4 separate regions of the Homo sapiens genome follow, and all the other regions are linked to region 3. A link is a loop called in an ENCODE intact Hi-C map of the cell type or tissue named here. Cell type or tissue: natural killer cell. All regions are shown on one strand. Each heading gives the region's core, and the rest is flanking DNA. Links, peaks and the distances in the headings are about the cores only. Region 1 overlaps CRTAC1 (cartilage acidic protein 1). Region 2 has its middle 20 kb from the start of SFRP5. Region 3 overlaps CRTAC1 (cartilage acidic protein 1). Region 4 overlaps ZFYVE27 (zinc finger FYVE-type containing 27).

Region 1 (2,992 bases), core at 303-2,802, 110 kb before region 3:
CCATCATTTGTTTCCTCTTGACAGAGGAGGGATTTGCACTGGCAAAGCCTGGGGGTGTAGCCTAGGGGTATAACCCAGAGAGGCTAGCCACAGGCTTGACATTTCTTTAAAATCTCTTGTGTTGAGAAAAATGCACACAAAAATTACATTTCAATTCTATAACATATCTGTGTTTGTTTTAAAAGAAACGCAATGTTCCCCCCGATACTCATCAAATGCATCTGACACCCCAGGGAAAAGGTCTCTGTGTGTCCTGGGCTTTGGGTACCCCTAGCAGGCCCGTGCTGCACTTCCTGGGGGTCCCGGGCCCTGGCTGGGGAGCCTGTCACTCCAGCCCTGCCTGGTCCCTGGCTGTCAGATCTGGCTTCACTCCCGATGAAAGGCCAGCGCCCACCTGGGAAGCTAGGAGGCCCCTTGGCCCCCACTCTGTAGCCCCTGGTTGAGCTCACTGGTGAGGATCTGCCAGAAGGCCTCAGCTGGGCTTTAGGCATCTCCGTCTCCTTCAATAATGACTTCCTATAAATCAGATCTGCCCTCCGCTTTGTTCCATACTGCTCCCAGCCAACAGCAAAACTCCCCACCTGACATCATAAATCCACCTTCATTTTCTTTCCGAATTTCTTTTAAGGCTTCTTTAATCACCACCTTGCAGCCTGGACAGATGCTGCCTCAAAGGGTGAGGCCAAAATGCAGAGTTCCTGGGGAGGAGGCGAGGCCTAGGGGAGGCAGGGCAGGCAGGAAGGAGAGCAGAGAGATGGACCCCAGAGGGGATGGGGATGAAGATGCCGCTGGCCATGCCCAGGACTGGAGGTTTGGGGGGACACACAGAGAATGTTTCCCAGGCAGGGGCTGGGCCTGCTTCTCTTGTGCATCCCCCTGTACCTTGCACAGTGCTCCCTGTACCCAGGAGGTGCCCAGCAGAAGGCCCTGGCATCGCTCTGGCAGAGCCTCAGAGTGGAAGGTGTTGGTATTTGCTATACTAGGTGGGCACTGCCCGTGTGCCAGGCCATGTGCCAGCCATGTCCCATGTGCGCCTCCTTTCGTTCTCACAACACTCTCATTTTGAAGATGAGAAAACTGAGGCTGGGAGAATAGTTTGCCCACTACTGCCTAGGCTGTAATGCACAGGGTAGGCTGGACCTGCACCTGTGGCCTGGCTCCAGACCCTGTCCCCTCACCTGCTAGTTCAATGTCCTCAGAAAAGCTGAGGGGCATGCCCAAGGTCACTGGGGCCTGGACCGCGGAGGCAGTGCAGGACTCTTGCCTCTCACCTTCCCCTCCTCTTTTTCCATCTGGTTCCACGCCAGGGCCTTGGCCATGTCCAGAACCCAGTTCCCAGGATTCCCAGGCAGGGCAGCTCCCGGCACTGTCCCGGCTTCAAGAGGCCTCAAGCAGCTGGGGAAGTTGGGGACCAGGGGATGGGAGAGTGGTCTTCCTACTGCCCCAGTCTCTCTCCCAATCTCTCGCTTGGCCACCCTCCCGGGGCCCTCGAGTCCCCCGAGAGCTGGCATGGTGGCCACTAGATGGCACTGTGACCCAGCGGAGCAGCTGCAGCTGCGGAAATGGATAATGTCTAGAGAGGAGGCCTCCCCTCCCCCTCCCGCAGTGCTGAAGGCCGGTACCTGGATAGCACCTTTGCCTAGCCTGCCCTGGGGTGGCTGGACCTCCCCCGCTGTCCTGAACACTCAGCCAGGCAGCTGCTTCAGCCACAACAACCCGGGTGGGGCTGCCTCAAGTCCGGGTGCCAGCCTGGGGCTGTCATCCCAGTGGGTGTGGGCCTCCCCTCACAGCCCCTCCTGTCTTGCAGGCTGGTAGGGTTCTTAAGTTGGAGGTCATCGGAAAGGTCAGCGGGCTGTGGCAGTTTAAGCATCAGGAGGAGATGGGGCTCTAAGTGCTAGCTCTCTACCAACCTCCTGTGTGACCTTGGGCGAGTCCCTTCTCCTCCCTGGATCTCCGTCTGTTCTTTGTAAAATGGGAGGTTCTCCCAGGTCATACAGCTCTCTAGCAGGCAGGTGCTGTGTGGCTTGGCTCCAGGGACCTCCCAGCTCCCTGAGTGCACATCTGGACATGGCCTGCCCCTTCTGCCTGCTTTCCTCCCAGCTTCTCAGGCCCCCTGGCACCACAGTGGTGCTGAGCGCTGGCCACGCGCCCAAAGCCTCAGCCATCAGGCCGGGCTCAGCATGGCGGCCCTTACATTTGGGGTCCATTCCTGGGGCTCGGGGGTGGGGGACACTCCGGGCTAGTTTTCCAGCCAGACGTCCATGTGTCATTAGCTGAGTGACAAGGGGGGCTACAGGGTAGTGTTGGGGGGCTTGGCGGGCAGGGAAAGGGTGGGCTGGAGAAGGCGCGCAGACAGAATAGTAACATGGTGGGCCAAATAGGTTCTTGTCAGCCAAATGGCTTTTGGAAGTCTGCAGAGCTGTTCGAACACGTCCTCTGGGCACGCCAGCTGCCCCAGCCTCCCTCTGTTCCTCCACCAAAGCTGCTGCTTCTTCCTTGAACTGCCCGTCCTTCCAGCCCAGCCGGCACAGTTGGCTGGTGCTTCCATCCCCACTGTGCTCCTCATCTGCCTCCTCTGGGTCTCCTCCTTCCCGCTCCTCGGTTCTGTGCCAGCCCAGCCAGCGTGAACAATGCCCCCTTCATGCTCAAACCCAGCCGCAACCTCCAGATTCTTTTATTCTGTGTCTAGCCTGCTCTCCCAGTCCTTGCCTCCCTTCCACCTTGTCATTTTCAAGTGCTTCATCCCCCCAGTGCACCCCCCTTCCCTTGCAAGATCAAGGCACTTAATTGCCAAGCCAGCCCAGTGCACAGAACTGGCAACTATGCAGAAAAAATTGACTGTACAAATCTAGGCTGAAGCGCCTGCATGTTTATTTCTTTTCCGGGGGAAACATAGTTTATTACTGATACAGCCTTTCCATGGTACCTTCACGCGCGGAGCTCTCAGGCACTTAGATGGGGCTTGAGCTGTGCTAACCATTTTATTGTCTAG
Region 2 (2,992 bases), core at 165-2,664, 240 kb before region 3:
GAGCCCGGGAGTTCGAGGCTGCAGTGAGCCATGATTACACCACTGCACTTCAGCCTGGGTGACAGAGTGAGACTGTCTCCCCTGCCTCTGCAAAAAAAAAAAAAAAAAAAAAAAAAAAAAAAAAAAAAAAAAAATTGGCCAGGGCTGCAGCCACCAGGAGACTTGGGAGGGGCTGGAGGATCTGACCCCAAGTCCACTTGTGTGACTGTTGGCTGGAGGCCATATGGGGAGCTTGAGTGTCCTCACGACATGGGAGCTGGCTTCCCCAGGGCAAGTGACCTAAGGAAGCCAGGCGGGGGGAAGCACAGTGCCTCTCATTACTTGGTCTCTGAAATTGCCCGCCATGAATTCTGCTTACTGTGTTCATTGGAGACAAGTCACTACCTCCACCTCACACCCAAGGGAAGGGAGGAGTATCAGAATTTGTGGACCTCTTTTAAAGCCACCACAAACATTAACAGCTATTCTATGCCCAGATGCTCTGTGGTGGGAACTGGACACACATTATCTCTAATTCCCACAAAAGCTTTCTAAGTTAGGAATGAAGTTTCTTCTATGGGTGAGAATATAGTGATTCAAAGGGATGAAGCATCTTGCCCAAGGCCACCAGCCAGGGGGTGTCCACAGTGCTGTCTGGTCCCAGAGCCTGGCCTTTCCCACCACACCAGGCCATTCCCCACCCCAGATACAACCCAGTTTCAGCCACACCCAATCCAGCCTTGGCTTTGAAGCCACACAGGACTGGCTACGGTAAGGAGACCTCCTTGGTTGTAGGATTAAAAGTAATGTATGAGGCACAGGGCATGAGAAAGGTAGGGACTTTCAGAGCCACACTGACCTGGGTTTGGGTTCTGACTTTGCTTCGTGCCTCAGTTTTCTCATCTGTATGGTAGGAGCAATCATGTCCATGGGGCAGGACAACTACAAGGATTAGATGAGGTGTGTACGCAGCAGGTATGCAGCACTGGCTGTTATTATCATGGGATGGGGCCAGGTAGCCCTGAGGCTGGGCCGAGAGAAGGCTGCCCTCCCTGGGAGTAGTGTGTTCTCATGGTGGAAGCAATGTCCCCCCTTCCTGGTCTGAGGACTCCCATCCGGGTTGTGTTCAGCAAAGACAGGGAATCCAAGTGATGGTGCTGCTTTGCCAGCCCTGTAGGTAGGGCTGAGGCCAGGCCCCCACGCTTGAGGGCCAGACTCGGCCAGGCTACGGACTTTCCCTAACCTCCCCGCCCTGACTCTTCCTAGGCTCAGGGGGTCCAGGCTGGGAGCTCCCCGGAGCCCTCCCCTCCTGCCTTCCCAGTGTCTCCCATGTCTCCGGCAAGGAGGGATCTGCATGCACTTGTCTGCTTCCGCCAGCAGAGGGAGCAGGTGCTGTGTCTGGGAACCAGGGAGGCTCCAGGTGAGGTGGCTGCCTGGCAGGGGGTCCTCTTGTCCTGGAAGCCCCTTAGCCCAGTGGGTGACTTGGTGATTTGGAGCAGAGCTGGCAAGGGTGGGGGCTGCATCCTAGAGCTCCTCCGAAAAGACCAGTCTCAGCTCTCTAGAGCCCAGGAGATGGGGCCATGTTCAAGGAAGGGAAGGGATGGGGTTTCCTGGGCCTGAGATCTCAGATCTCGGCCCCCGCCTCCCTTGCAATCCAGGGAGGCAAAGAAGTCATTGCTGCACTCCATAGTCTGTCCAGCTAATTTCATACAGTGCCAACTGTATGCCAGGCACTGTGGTAGCCCTGGGAGTGCACGGCAGATGTGGCCTTTCACAGGGCTGACATTCTAAAGGGAAGCTGGGCAAAGACAAGATGTATGAATGGAGTAATGGCAAACATGCGGTAAAGGAAATAAACAGGAGGCTGGGAGAGGCAGCAGCTGGGGACCCATGTCTACACTGCTCACCCAGATGGCCAGGTGGAATTGAGGTGGAGCAAGTCCGTGAGTCTGTGGGTGGGAACTGCCTCCTCCACTATGCCCCTCTCAGCCATGGGCTCCTATTGTCACCAGAAATCACCACAGGTCATCATAAGGACCTGGCCATGACAGCAGGGAGGACGTTTAGTCCACTAGTCACCTGCAGGATTATCCATGGAACTAATTCACTGGAGCACCTGGAGTCACACAGGCCTGGCTTGTGGCCTGGCTCAGTCACTTATCACCTGTGTGACCTTGGCTAAGATGCTTAAATTCTCTGTTTTGTCATCTGCAAAGCAGTAATAAAGATTCCTACATAGTGCGAGGACTGTGGTGTGTTCATCCTCTTGCAGCGCTACCTCTTGCCAGCTGACGTGTTGCGCTCACATACATTTGTTTTTTATTGCTGCTGAAACAAATTACAAATGTGTGTTACTTTAGCATTTAAAGCAACGCACATTTATTAGCGCACAGTCTCTGTGGGTTGGGAGTCCAGGCCTGGGTTACCTGGGTCCTTTGCTCAGGGTCTCACAAAGCTGCAGTCAAAGTGTCAGCCAGGTCCAGGCACGGTGGCTCACGCCTGTAATCCCAACAGTTTGGAAGGCCAAGGTGGGTGGATCACTTGAGGTCAGGAGTTTGAGACCAGCCTGGCCAACATGGTGAAACCTCATCTGTACTAAAAATACAAAAGTTAGCCAGGTGTGGTGGCATGCACCTTTAGTCCCAGCTACTTGGGAGACAGGCAGGAGAATTGCTTAAACCCAGGAGGCAGAGGTTGCAGTGAGATGAAATCGCACCACTGCACTCCAACCTGGGTAACAGAGTGAGATTCCATCTCAAACGAAACAAAACCCAACATGTCAGCCAGGGTAGGGTCATCTGAGACTTGGGAGCTTCTTCCAAACTTCCTAGGTTTTGGCAGAATTAATTTCCTTGCAGATGTAGAACTGCTTCTTGCCTCCCTTCCTCCCTCCCTCCCTTCCTTCTTCCCCTTTCTTCCTCTCTTCCTTCTTCCCTTTCTTCCTCCCATCCTTCCTTCCCTTTCTTTTATTTCATATAAAGATGAAGTCTCGAAATCCTGAGCTCAAGCAATC
Region 3 (2,992 bases), core at 211-2,710:
GCCTGGGCGACAGAGCGAGACTCCGTCTCAAAAAAAAAAAAAAGAGAACAAAGGGGGCCGCCCACAGGCCACTCAGCAAACCTGTTTCCCAGAGCCCAGCTCAGATGTCGACAGCCAGGCTCTCGGAACAGAAGAAAGGGCAATGGAAATGGTAGTATCTTGCAGGTCACCGAAGAAGTCCAAACATAAGGATTTGGCAAAAATAGAATGTCCTAGCACTCTGACCTTGAGCTGGGAGCAGCAAGGGTGGGGGAAATAGGCAAATACTCTTTGGAAACTCTCCAATCCATCTATAATCTGAATCTGGGAGGTCTCACCAGCAGTGGTGTGACTGCAAGCAGAGAGACCCCACGCCAACATTCCTTGGCGCTCCAGACCTGGGTTCCAAGACCACAGTGAGGGACTCGGCACTTCTGACTCCTAAATGCACAGACTGAAACCTGGACTTGCATGGCTTTTGCTTAAAACACCACTTGGAATAATGAGACGAGATTGTAGAGGCAGGGAAAGAATAATTAGGAATTTCTATGACCTGTGTATGTCCATGACAAGAACTGTATTTTCTCCTCACCTCCTCACTCTGAAAAACAGATTCAAAATAGAATCTCCCCAACTGTATGGGATGTATTAATTTACCAAAGCCTGGTCAGTCAATAACTATGAGTGCCTACTGTATAGAGAAAGTATGTCCATCTTTATAGTGAAGAGGAAGCAGGCCGCTGGAGTGGAAACAGCTCTGAATCGAGCAGTGGGAATCCTAGGGCCTAGTTCCATGTCTTCCACCAAATAGCCATGTGACCTTGGCTTTATCCAGCTTCAGTTTTCTCATCTGTAAATTAAATGTGCATGTGAGTGTTGGGATGGAATGGGGTTGGATGAGATGCTCTCCAAGGCTCCTTGCTTCTGGCTCTAATGTTCTGGAACTCCATGAACCCTTAAAGAGTTCAAAGAACACAGCGGCACCAAGCACAAAGGAATGATCCCCGAGAGAGGGTGGGGCTGTGTACCAGCTCTGTCTCCTTGGAATGTTGTGCTTGCACCTGCCCCATAGCACCCGAGGTCACAGGACCACCTGAAGCCCAGGAAGCATGTGGTAGAAGGATTCCAAGTACGATGGTGGTGGTTGAAGGCTGTAGCCTGAGCTGCCTTAAAGCATTAAGTTGCTACAGCCAGTAAAGGGCAAGAAGTGAGAAAGTCAGTGGTCCTGAGCCAGGTACCTTTGGCGCCCCCTACTGGACACCAAGGAGTCTGCTCCACCTTTAGGCTTCCACCGCCTCAGCACGGAAGCAAGGGAGCGCTTGAGCATGAGAGGCTGTCACAAGCTGTTTAGTAGGACTGCCTTCCCGGTTGGTGGTATTCTTTCTATAGAAGTCTATTGCACTCCCTAGAATTACACAGGCCATTGGTCCACAGATTTACAGGGGCACCCCTGCGCAGCCATAGGACGTCTTAACCAAACATCAAGGTACCAAGGAATAAACACCAGGGTTCAGAACACCAGGTGCAGCCCAGATGGAGAAGGGAAGAAAGAGCAACAAGCAGGTATTTCGCTGCACAAATCCCCAGTGGAGAGAAGGTCTTGGGAAATGCAGCAGAAAAATGTTGACTGCAGCAGACAACGATGGAGCTGGGGGTTGGGATATAGATTGATAGCACCCATAAAATATCTCCAGGCTGAAGCAGGTACCCTAGGAGTTTGAACATCCACCTACATTCAGGGATGGGATAAGGTGGAGGATTCAGGCTCAAATGAGCAGCCACAGAGCAGGTTCCCCAGACTCCCTACACACCGTTTCGACCTTTTCCAGAGTCCATTAGTACCCACCGGAAATGGAAATGTTCTAATTGTGGTCCTCTGTGCCATCATCAAGACCCTCAACTCCCTTCATTACCTCTTAAATTGACTTTAGGACCTACTGCCAGAAGGATGTTCTTAACCAAGTCAGAGAGAGAGAGAGAACATTTTCTCAAGAACCATGCTGGAACAGCCACCATGTTCCCACTTTTCCAGCCTCCACCTCTCCCCCATGGCTGAGGGTGAGGTACTCTGTGACTCTCAATGAGCTCTAATTCAGTCTTGGACATCTCCAGCCCCAAGTCGTCTGGGTTCCAAATCTCCGTCAATCGCTTATCTCTTCCCACATGAGTTCTCCCCTGACTCAAGAAAACACTATAGAACTGTCCCCTGTCCTGGGACCCTCTTCCCTTCTTTTCCACTTGGCTTCACGTGGAAAGTCCTGCACCCATCCCAGAAGACACCTCAAGTGCAACTCAAGAATGTGTCCTGTCAGGAGAACGGAAGCATCTCCTGGGATGTGCAGAAGCCACACTGGGTGCACCCACCAGCAGCAGCAGCGGCGGCGGCGGCGGCGGCGGCGGCGGCGGCGGCGGCAGCAGCAGCAATATTCATTAGTCATTCCTGGAGGAAGCCCCCCCAGCTCTCAACCCTAGGAGAATTTCCCCGCCACTCTGGGAGGCTTCCATCCAGGCTGGGATGACTTTGGATTCTTGAGTTGCTTTCTGCAGAAGCGGGACTAACCAGGGCTCCCAACTACTGTACTGCAAAGAAGCGCGCTGCATTGCTGGGCATGCCCCCAAGCCCGGCCTGGCTGCCCCATCAAAGCCTCCAAGTGCCCCCACGGGGTCGAGGAGGACTCAGGGTTCCCCTGGAATGCCTGAAGCCGGCTTGCCTCAGGCAGCCTGAAGGGAAGACCACACCTCGTCCAGCATAAGGCGGCTAGCAGCTACGCCGCGCGCGGGGCTGGCTCCCGGAGCTCTCTGCCACCCAGCGCTGTGCCCGGGAACTCGGCTTCCCAGGGGAGGAAGAGCCAGCCCGCGGGGCTCTTCCCCAGCCTGGAAGCGTAGGCACTCGGCCGAGGCCAGTGGCTTCCCAGGCCCGGGTCTCAGCCTGGCTGACTGGGAGACTCTCCCGATAGCCCGGCACATCCCTCCTCACCCGCTCCGCCCCCTCCAGGCCCCAGAGGCCCCCTCC
Region 4 (2,992 bases), core at 358-2,857, 270 kb before region 3:
CAGATAAGCAAAAGGAAAAAAAATTCCTGATTTCTTCCTGAGAGAACAATCGGGCATGGACCCTGCTGCTCATTAGCTTGCATGTAGAATAAAAGCACATGCATATTCCTGAAAAATGTGGTCACATTTCATGTACCGTTTTGTAGTATAATGTTAAACCAAGTTTTTTTTTTTTTTTTTTTGAGACGGAGTTTCACTCTTGTTGCCCAGGCTGGAGTGCAGTGGTACGGCCTTGGCTCACCACAACCTCTGCCTCCTGGGTTCAAGCAATTCTCCTGCCTCAGCCTCCCGAGTAGCTGGGATTACAGGCATGCGCCACCACACCCGGCTAATTTTGTATTTTAGTAGAGACGGGGTTTCTCCATGTTGGTCAGGCTGGTTTTGAACTCCTGACCTCAGGTGATCTGCCCGCCTCGGCCTCCCAAAGTGCTGGGATTACAGGCGTGAGCCACCGCCCCCAGCCCAAGTTCTTTTTTCTTCCGATGCAAGTAACATATGCTTACTAACTAGAAAATTTGGAAATTATTATACAGAGGACGAAGGAAGAGAAAAATAACCCTGTAATTTTACCACCCAGAGGTAACCACTGTTAAAACATTTTGGGAAATTTCACTGTGATATTTTACTTATTCTGTTTTTTTGAGACAGAGTCTCGCTCTGTCGCCCAGCCTGGAGTGCAGTGGCGCCATCTCGGCTCACTGCAACCTCCGCCTCTTGGGTTCAAACAATTCTTGTGCTTCAGCCTCCTGAGTAGCTGGGATTACAGGCGTGCATCACCATGCCTGGCTAATTTTTGTATTTAATATTTTATTTAAAAATTTTTGAAGGTGTTCTGTTGGTGCCACAATAATGTCTAATTCATAGCACAGGAGTGGCCTGCTGTTGGCATCATCACCCCCAGGATCCCCAGTTCCCATGGAAAGAAGAATCTCTGCGGGCAGGCTAGCAAGCTGGGCAGGGAGGGTGTGGGCTGGGTGGGGGGTCTGTGTGGGGCATTTGGGAGGGTGCTTCTAGTAGTTGGGGCCATGAACCAAAGGGCGCAAGGAAATGTCTCACCAAGTTCTTCCTCCTTTTCAGCCCCTGAAGCCCAGAGGGAGACTGTGTTTGTGTGTGCCTCGTGTAACCAGACCTTGAGCAAGTGAGAAGAGAGGCCAGGGTCCAACCAGGCACCCGTCCTTGGGACCAGCAGTAGACCCCCCACTCTCCCCACCCCTGGCCCACTGTGGTGTGTGCTGGGCAAATGTGGCCTGAATGCTAGGTAGGCTTCCCCTTCCTTCCTCACTCTCTCCAGCTGGATTCTGGAGCTGTTCTCCATCCATGAGAGTGGCTGGCAATGGCTGCTCTCAATCCCTTGAGGGAGAAGAGCCCCTGGAGGGCCTGGCATGTTTGTCCTGCTCTGCCTGGGACTGAGCGAGTGGACTTAGGGCTGGGCAGGCAGTAGCCACCAGAGGGCAGCAGCGAACTAGGCCAGGCCTGACTGGGGTCTGAAGATCAGGGTCAGTGTGGCTGTGCCTGGGAATTCCAGACCTGAGGTTGGGAAAAGAGGTTTTTCTCCTGCAGGGTACTGGGCCAGGCCCTCAGCCTCAGAGAGCCTGCAGAAGGGCTTGGGAGTGCCACACCCCATCTCTGCTGATTGAATGTCCCTCCAGGCACCAGGATCTCATCATTTCCCCATCAGAGGGTGTGGCCAGGCCTAACAAGACCATGGGTGCTTCTAGAAACAGGGTTGAAGTTCCCAGATTCCCTGAGAGGAGAATGTGTATAGGAGGGTTTGGCTGAGTCCTTCAGCGTTAAGTGGAGGAAAGCTTGGGGAAGCCCCAATAGCTGGACAGACCTCGGCCTCCCCTCGAAGACACCTCAATTCACAGACTCTCAGCCCACACAATGCCCCAGTGTCCCCAGCTCCGCTGGAGCAGCTGCAGGGCACTTGGATCACAACTTCTGCACCCTCTGTCCAGAGTCTAGGGCAGTCCTCCACTGGCCCAGCACTCCAGTTTCCTTTCCCTGCCTCTTGTCCAATGGAGTGGGAGGCCAGGTGAGTGGAGCAGAGGTCCTGAAGCCCTTGACCCCTGGGGGCCTGGGTAGTGTAGGATCTCGCTGGGCTGGGTCCTGGATTCCAGGGCTATTCCCTGGAGGACAGTCTCAGTTATGGGATAAGGCCCCCTGGGGGTCTCCATTTCTTTCCAACAGTTTCATGTTCACTACTGGACTCTTACGGGCTCAGTATCTCTCCCTTAGCCATGAGCTGGCTCAGGCATCCCTTCCCTTCCCTGGAGCTGCCCTGCCTTTCTCAAGTATTTATTTATTTATTGCATGGTTCCTGGGAACATGTGGCACAAGTAATGGGATGAGGAGGAATTGGGGGTGGGGGTCTTCTACCTAGGACTCTTCCCTGGAGTCATGGGCTGCCTGGGACCCAGGACCCATGAGGGGGCTGAGAGGTTTCTACACTCGAGGAGCAGGGGTCCAGAGAGGCAGGCTGGGGAGGCAAGGGACCCATCCTAGGCCCGCTTTCTTGCCGAGCCAAGCAGCTTAGCTGGGGCTGTGCAGCCAGGGGCTTACCCAGGCCAGTGGAGGTGCCACAGCCCTGGGGAGCCAGACAGGCTTTGGTATCGTATCGCCTCTGTGTCCTTTTAAGAGAGGAGAGTTCAGTACCCCGTGCTTTCTTTACACTGGAGAGGAACTAAAAGGATCTCTGTGTCTATGGAGAATTGTCAATAAAAAGGCCTCAAGCTTCTTGTTTTTGTCATGTCTTTGTGTTGGCATTTTCCCTGAGGCTGGAAGACCAGATCTCTCTGGCACTGCTGGAGTTTTGCAGGCCTGGGCAATTCCTGCAGGACCAGGCTGAGGGGCGGGCCTTTGGGGCACCATGGTGGCAGGGGCGTGGGGGCTGCAGCCTGGTCTGGGTATGAGCTGGGGGCCAAGAGGAGGAAAGCTGTGCCTTGCACGCAGGAGAGGCTCAGCAAATGCTTGTCGGATTGACTTGAGGCCC

Evidence for each region. Hi-C counts contacts between places; a loop is a spot of excess contacts. Peaks named below come from ENCODE experiments on the same cell type or tissue, not always from the same donor. Only the 100,000 strongest peaks of a DNase experiment are listed, where the experiment ranks them.
Region 1: a loop joins it to region 3, with 3 times the contacts of the local background. A loop is called at or near these places in 35 of 110 quality-filtered maps.
Region 2: a loop joins it to region 3, with 5 times the contacts of the local background. A loop is called at or near these places in 9 of 110 quality-filtered maps.
Region 4: it touches region 3 in a loop (9-fold over the local background); 9 of 110 quality-filtered maps call a loop at or near these places.

Annotation. Positions count from the first base shown.
Region 1 is chr10:97,913,408-97,916,399 of GRCh38, forward strand. The region is part of intron 5 of CRTAC1 (cartilage acidic protein 1); the gene reads right to left. Among named protein-coding and RNA genes, the nearest start is that of MIR3085, 39 kb to the left of the region's middle. RefSeq lists an enhancer at 1,086-1,662. In natural killer cell, for the core only: CTCF peaks have their summits at 1,533 (motif pointing right) and 1,733; a DNase peak (open chromatin) is centred at 1,534.
Region 2 is chr10:97,790,809-97,793,800 of GRCh38, forward strand. No RefSeq gene overlaps it. Among named protein-coding and RNA genes, the nearest start is that of SFRP5, 20 kb to the left of the region's middle. In natural killer cell, for the core only: CTCF peaks have their summits at 1,356 (motif pointing right) and 1,557; a DNase peak (open chromatin) is centred at 1,363.
Region 3 is chr10:98,027,138-98,030,129 of GRCh38, forward strand. All of the region lies in intron 1 of CRTAC1 (cartilage acidic protein 1), which reads right to left. Among named protein-coding and RNA genes, the nearest start is that of CRTAC1, 2.0 kb to the right of the region's middle. In natural killer cell, for the core only: CTCF peaks have their summits at 1,217 (motif pointing left) and 1,418; a DNase peak (open chromatin) is centred at 1,244; H3K27me3 peaks cover 1,112 bases.
Region 4 is chr10:97,758,159-97,761,150 of GRCh38, forward strand. ZFYVE27 (zinc finger FYVE-type containing 27) reads left to right here. Exons shown (of 13, transcript NM_001385875.1): 13 at 1,078-2,737. The coding sequence ends at 1,142. Among named protein-coding and RNA genes, the nearest start is that of SFRP5, 12 kb to the right of the region's middle. RefSeq lists a silencer at 1,360-1,409 and an enhancer at 1,882-2,381. In natural killer cell, for the core only: CTCF peaks have their summits at 1,442 (motif pointing right) and 1,644; a DNase peak (open chromatin) is centred at 1,453.